Linked DNA regions of Homo sapiens: region 1 is linked to region 2. Evidence: chromatin loops called from intact Hi-C (ENCODE). Cell type or tissue: chondrocyte. All regions are shown on one strand. Each heading gives the region's core, and the rest is flanking DNA. Links, peaks and the distances in the headings are about the cores only. Region 1 overlaps SYT7 (synaptotagmin 7). Region 2 holds the start of LRRC10B (leucine rich repeat containing 10B).

What was found. Hi-C counts contacts between places; a loop is a spot of excess contacts. Peaks named below come from ENCODE experiments on the same cell type or tissue, not always from the same donor. Only the 100,000 strongest peaks of a DNase experiment are listed, where the experiment ranks them.
Region 1: a loop joins it to region 2, with 2.8 times the contacts of the local background. A loop is called at or near these places in 3 of 110 quality-filtered maps.

The regions. Positions count from the first base shown.
Region 1 is chr11:61,566,402-61,569,294 of GRCh38, reverse strand. All of the region lies in intron 1 of SYT7 (synaptotagmin 7), which reads left to right. Among named protein-coding and RNA genes, the nearest start is that of SYT7, 13 kb to the left of the region's middle. In chondrocyte, for the core only: CTCF peaks have their summits at 1,408 and 1,607 (motif pointing right); no DNase peak of the experiment used is centred there.
Region 2 is chr11:61,508,103-61,510,995 of GRCh38, reverse strand. It overlaps LRRC10B (leucine rich repeat containing 10B), which reads right to left and starts at 2,247. Exons shown (of 1, transcript NM_001145077.2): 1 at 1-2,247. The coding sequence starts at 1,997. The coding sequence ends at 1,119. It overlaps MIR4488 (microRNA 4488), which reads right to left and starts at 2,400; the gene lies at 2,339-2,400. In chondrocyte, for the core only: a CTCF peak has its summit at 1,602; DNase peaks (open chromatin) are centred at 625, 1,645, 1,825, 2,455 and 1 weaker place.

The DNA.
Region 1 (2,893 bases), core at 275-2,774, 58 kb before region 2:
CTACCCAGTACCTCCACAACCCCCCTGCCCTCTGTGGGTTGAGAAAAGGGTCAGTCCAGGGCCGAGGGACTGGCAGCCCTGCCTCCTAATTAGCAGGAGGTAATTGCCTGGAAAAAAAAATTCATTTAGAATGAGACTCCGAGACTCCAAGTTAAAGCTGAGCCAACCAATGGACCCCGGGGAGTAGGAGTGGGGAAGCAGCCCAGGTCATGGCCTCAGGAAGCCCCTCAGGAGATGAAAGCCCCTAGGACTCCCTGCCTGGCTTGTCCCCAGCACCCCAGCCTTGGGGAAGTGGGAAGAGTACACTGGACTGGGTGTCCCACCGTCTTTGCCTGAGTTCTGGTTCCACAGCTCACTGTGTGACTTGGGGCAAGCCATTTATTCCTTGGAGCCATACTTTGCTCTCCTACAAAATCAGAACAGGGCCATCCCTGCCCACTTCACCCCTCAAGATCATGAGGGTCAATTCAGACAGTGGCTCTGAAAGCACTTGGCAGGCTGTAAAGTGCTACAGAGTTCAAGGTGTTACTCTCTTCCTTCATGTGGCTCTCAGCCAAGAGGTGAGGATGGTGGGGGGCTGGAGTGGTCTTGGAGAAACCTGAGGCATAGTGTGGCCTCTAGAACATGGAAGGATGATGAGGTAGATCCAGCTGAATGGCAAGAGTAAGGGCAGATGGATACACTCTCCCATGCCCGTCTCAGCACTCGCTGGCTGCACCAGCCTGAGCGGTCACCTCCCTTTCTGATCCTCACTTTCCTCATGTGTAGGAGGCTGAGCATGATGCTCCCTCCTGGGGAGGCAGGGTGGCTGGAAGGCTAAATGAGATCATGTTTGCACAGCTCTTAGCACAGTGCTTGGCATACAGTAAGTGCTCAATAAATGATACATACCAGCTATGTCTACTGTAATTGAAGGCTATTATCTTGACTCCCTTGACTCCAGAGAAGCTGTGGTTTTGGGTGCTGGCTTTTCACGTGGTATTATTTGTTTTGCTTTTTGTTTTTGGAAGGGGGAGAATCTCTACAACCCAGTAAGGTTCATATCAAGCAGCCCCTAGAAACACCAAGCAGATCTGCCTTTCAAAGAGCCCCACCTGTAGGGTGGGGGAACAGGAGTGGGCTGCAGTTATGGCATTCTCCTGCAACCCCTCACTTTTTCCTGGGGCGGGTATGGGCAAAGTTCTTGTTTGGGTGGGGGAGAGGTGTGGAGCCTCTGCCCTGGGGGAGGCCTTTGTGTTCATCTTGGCGGGACTGGCCCTGCCACAGAGGAAAGGTTGGTGTTTGTTTAAACAAGCCTTCCCCACCCACCTTGGAGGAGGGAGCAGGAAGTTTTGCCTGCCCCAGGTCTGGCCAGCTGGGTTGAGGCTGCACTGTGACCCAGGCAGCCCCAAAGCGGCCAGGATGCAGTCAGACAGGCTGGAGTGTGCGGGTGTCGGGCAACGCCGCAAGCTCTGAGCGCCAGATTGCCCCGGGAGCGGTGAGGGGGCGGCGGGGGCCGGAGAACCGTCTGCCGCTGCTTCGCCGCTGGCCCAGGCCGCCGCTGGGGACCGTCTGTGCGCCCGCCGGGGTGCAGTGCCCGCGCCAGCCACCAGGAGGCAGTGCGGCGGGCCCCCGGGAGGGAATGGGGCGTGGTATTTACCACGTTCGCGGGGCGGCCCTTTTTGTCCTGAGTCAGGACTGGGGTCTTCAGCATCCGAGGACCTAACTCGAGGAAAGGGGGCTCTTGAGGTCACTGGGTGCTGCCATAGCTTCAGCTGAGGGTTGATCAGGGAGGCATTGGCAGAGGAAGGCGGAATCACTATGCACAGTCTCTCGGATCCTGCTCGCTGGGAGCTGCGCAAAGGGCGACCTGGAAGAGGGCGCAGCCCCAGGACTGAGTTCTGTTTCAGCACCAAGGACAAGGAGCCGCGTGGCCGACAGCTGTTTCAGCACCTTGGACAGCTCTGGGGGGCGGGGCGCTCAATGGCTCCATCCTAATATTTGCCGTGTAAATGATACCCCTGAATATGATAGAACGGCATCTCGTAGAGGGAATCTTAGACCCTGCATTCCAGCCAGGAGGCTTAGGACCAGAGAGTTGAGTGAGTAGCCTGAGGTCACACAACTGGAAGTGACAGAACAGGATTCAGATCCGCAGTGGTCTCTCTATCCATTTCTCCCGCCCCTGGATTCCCACTAGTTATCTCTGTCCTGAAACCTTTCTGGGAGCTTCACATTATGTTGCATCCCCAGGAGCCTTTGAGCTTGCAAAAATTAAATGCACTCCCCTCCCCAACCATAAGCCCTGGCCATGGATTTGAATCCCAGGATGGAAGATTTCTAGCTCTGGTGGCCTTCACGGCTCCAAGCCTCAGGTGGAAGGGCATTCGGGCAGGTGGCCCGTGAGGAAGCCTATGACTCGGGGAGATAAAGTTGAGTCATCAGCATGAGGAGCTTTTAAGTGCTCTGAGATCCTCAAATGAAACATAGCATACAGTTCCAACCCCAGCTTCTTTGCAGCGTGTATTATTAATAACAATAAGATGCTGATTTAGGCCAAGGCACAACAATGCATTATTCATAGGAGTAACTAGTGGTCAAGGCCCACACTTAATCATCACACGTCCCTGATCCTGCCTCTGCTCCGCATTCCCGGTGAAGAGCCCCCTCCCCATTCTGAGCCCCTCCTTTCTTGGGCTCCTGCTGCTCTGACAGACGTGATCATTTTCACAGCTGCTCAGGTGGCTCATCAGCTTTGGGATCAAGGTGGGTGGGGAGTGTGTCAGGTTCCGAGCTAACTCCTGGCTAGCCACTCTTCAGTCTGGGCTCCCAGCTCAGAGCTGGCACCTGGCCCTTTCCATCCTGAATGGCTTTGGCCTTGATGACTTCTGGGCTTAGCAGCTCTCTGGGGTCT
Region 2 (2,893 bases), core at 113-2,612:
TACGTTTACAGCCAGTTGTTTTTTCTTCTCTCTAAAGAAAACATTACCATGTGGGGCCGCTGCCCCAACAGTGTCCCTGAGTGTCCTTGGCCCTGGCTCCCTCGTCCCGTTATTGCTTGGATGAGGAAGATCTGGCTCTGGGAATTGCAGAGCAAGGCCCCTCTCCTCACCCCCTCGGGGCTGTCCCTGGTGACGGAGTGGAGGTACAGAGTGCCAGTCCCATGCCAGCCACCCTGGCTGTGCCCATTTAAGGGAAAGGAGAGTGCAGGCCGTGGGAGAGGCGCTGAGCAGCCTCCCAGAGCAGAGAGCCCCTCTCTGCGGTGCAGGAGGCCCTGGAGGCACGGTGGCTTCTTTTCAAACTTGACAGCTGGAAGGCTCAGGCTATGGGGTGGGGAGTGGAGGGGGAGCTCTCTCTTCCCAGCAAGGTTCCAGGCACATGCTGGGAGGCTGGGAGAAGAGAACAGAATAGGGTGGGGGTGACCCCCTGCCTTCTGTGCCCCATACCAATCTCAGGGGGCCGAGGAGGGAGGTATGTACGATCAGCCCTGATGGAGGGGTGAGGGCAGCTTCGGTGTTGGGGCCCCCATCTATTTCCCACTTCTGTCCCGGGCACCAGCCCCACTCCAAGCCCCTGCTCCTGGGCCAGGCCCTCCTCGCAAGGGCAGTCCTGCCCCACACAGGCACGCAGTCCATCCCAGAGGTAGCGGCTCCTGTCCTAGAAAGGGTGGGCCTAGGAGACCCAAACCCCAGAAAGAGGGAGGGTGTTGGGTGCCCTGCATCCAGACTCAGGGAGACGTGACAATTCTGTGGCCCTCAGAGACCCTGGTTCCAGGAGGAAGCTGGTGCCTCTGTTATCAGTGGCTCCATCGGGGACTGGACCCAGCCCAGACTTCTTGGTCTGACAATTGCCCACAGATCAGCCAGGGTATAGTCAGTCCTCTTACTACCTAGGAGTGTCTGAAGATGAGCCCCAGCCCTGCCTGTGCCCGGCAACTCGCCAAAAGTAGCCGTTCCATTGACCTAAGTAGGGACCCACCAGTCCCGCAGGCCTAACCAGCCAAAGCTTCCTAGAGCCCCTCCTCTCAGAGTGGCTGAAGCCCATCAGCCAGAACATAGGCTCAGGTGCCCAGTCCTGGAGCGGCTTCCAGGGCGCGGAAGCTGCCCCCGGGGGCGCCCAGAGCCCGGGAACCAGCGCCGCCTATGAGCAGGTCTTCCTCCTCCTCATCCTCAAAGGCCCGCGCTGGGCGCCGGGGCGGAGGCCGGGGCGTGGGCTCGTCGCGCTCCGCCATGCGCTCGACGGCGCCCTCGCCCACGAGGAACACGGTGTCCGCGACGCGCGGGGGCCCGGTGACGGGGTTGTGGTCGTAGGAGAAGACGCGCAGCGCGCGCAGCGGGTGCAGGTCGGGGAAGCCGCCCAGGCGGTTGCGGTCGAGGTCGAGGATGTGCAGGCGGCCCATGCGCAGCAGCGCGGGCGGGAACTCCTCGAAGCGGTTGCCGTAGAGCCAGAGGCCGCGCAAGCCCGTCATGCGCGGCAGCTCGGCCGGCAGCGCGCGCAGCCGGTTGTCGCCCATCTGGAGCGACTGCAGCGCCACCAGGCGCAGCAGCGGCCGCGGGAAGCGCCGCAAGAAGTTGCCCTCGATCCAGAGGCAGCGCAGGCTCTGCAACTGCGCGAAGTCGGCGGGCAGCGCCAGCAGCCGGTTGCCGCCCAGATAGAGGCGCGTGAGGCGCGGCAGGCGGCACAGGCCGTCAGGCAGTCGCTCGAGCTTGTTGAAGTCCAGCGCCAGGATGCGCAGCTCGCGCAGCTCCTCGATCTCCTCCGGCAGCTCGCGCAGCCCCGTGCCGCTCACATACAGCTTCTGCAGGCGGCTCAGCGCGCACACTGCGCTGGGCAGCCGCCGCAACCGCCGCCCGCTCAGCTCCAGCTGCTGGTCGCCGCTGCGCAGCTGCTCCTCTGCGTCCGACGGCAGCTCATCCGGCGTGGACTCGGCGATGCCCATGGTCACGGGCCCCGGCCGGGGCCGCCGCCACTGCCACCGCCAGGCATCGCCCCGCCCCGGCCGCCCCCCAGCCGCCCCGACGGTGCCGGAGCCGCGCCGGCCCCCGGGCCCCCCGCCCCGGCCTTCCCCCGCGCCGGGAGGGGGGCCGTGCGGGGCCGGGAGGAGGCACCCACTTGGGGCACCGCCGCCGCGCGCCGCGCTCCACCGCCCGCCCTCGGGCCTCCCCCGTTGCCTCCGCCGGAGGCCGACTGGCTAGGGTTCGCGCTGACTCGCAGCTTAGCGACCCGTCGCCCTGGCAACCCCGACGCGCGTGCGGCTGCCAATGAGGCGGAGGGAGGGCGGGGCGGGGCGGGGCCAAGGCGCCACCCTAGTGGGGTCCCAGCGCCGGAGCCCGCCCCCTACCTGCCCATCCAGCCCACCGCGGAGCAAGCACAAGCCGAGAGATTCCCCGCCCCGGCCAAGCCTGGCACTGAGACCCGACGCCCGACGCTGTTTGGTGTGCGGTTGTGTGCGCCCCAGAGCCGCGGGTCCAAGAAGGCGAAGGAAACGCTGGCGGTGGATCAAAGACTCTGGACTAGAGGCTCACAAGGAGGGGCTGAGGGGCGCGGTCACTGCGAGCCATTCACGTCCAGCGGCGTGCGGCCGGCCTACCTGCTGGGATCACTTCAGTGTAGTAACTCGAAACAGTGTTACTGTCCGGCCCTTTTCACATCTGCTGGTTTTACCGGGCCCCAGGGCTTGGCTCCGCCCCGCCTAATTGCCCTACAGCTTCCTCATTGCTACACTCACACCCCTCTCTCCTGCCAGGATCCCTCCACCGACGCTCAAAGTCTGTGTGTGGCTGCGGTGGACAGAGGACTGGGACACGTGAACGCCTTTGAGCCACCAATCATGGC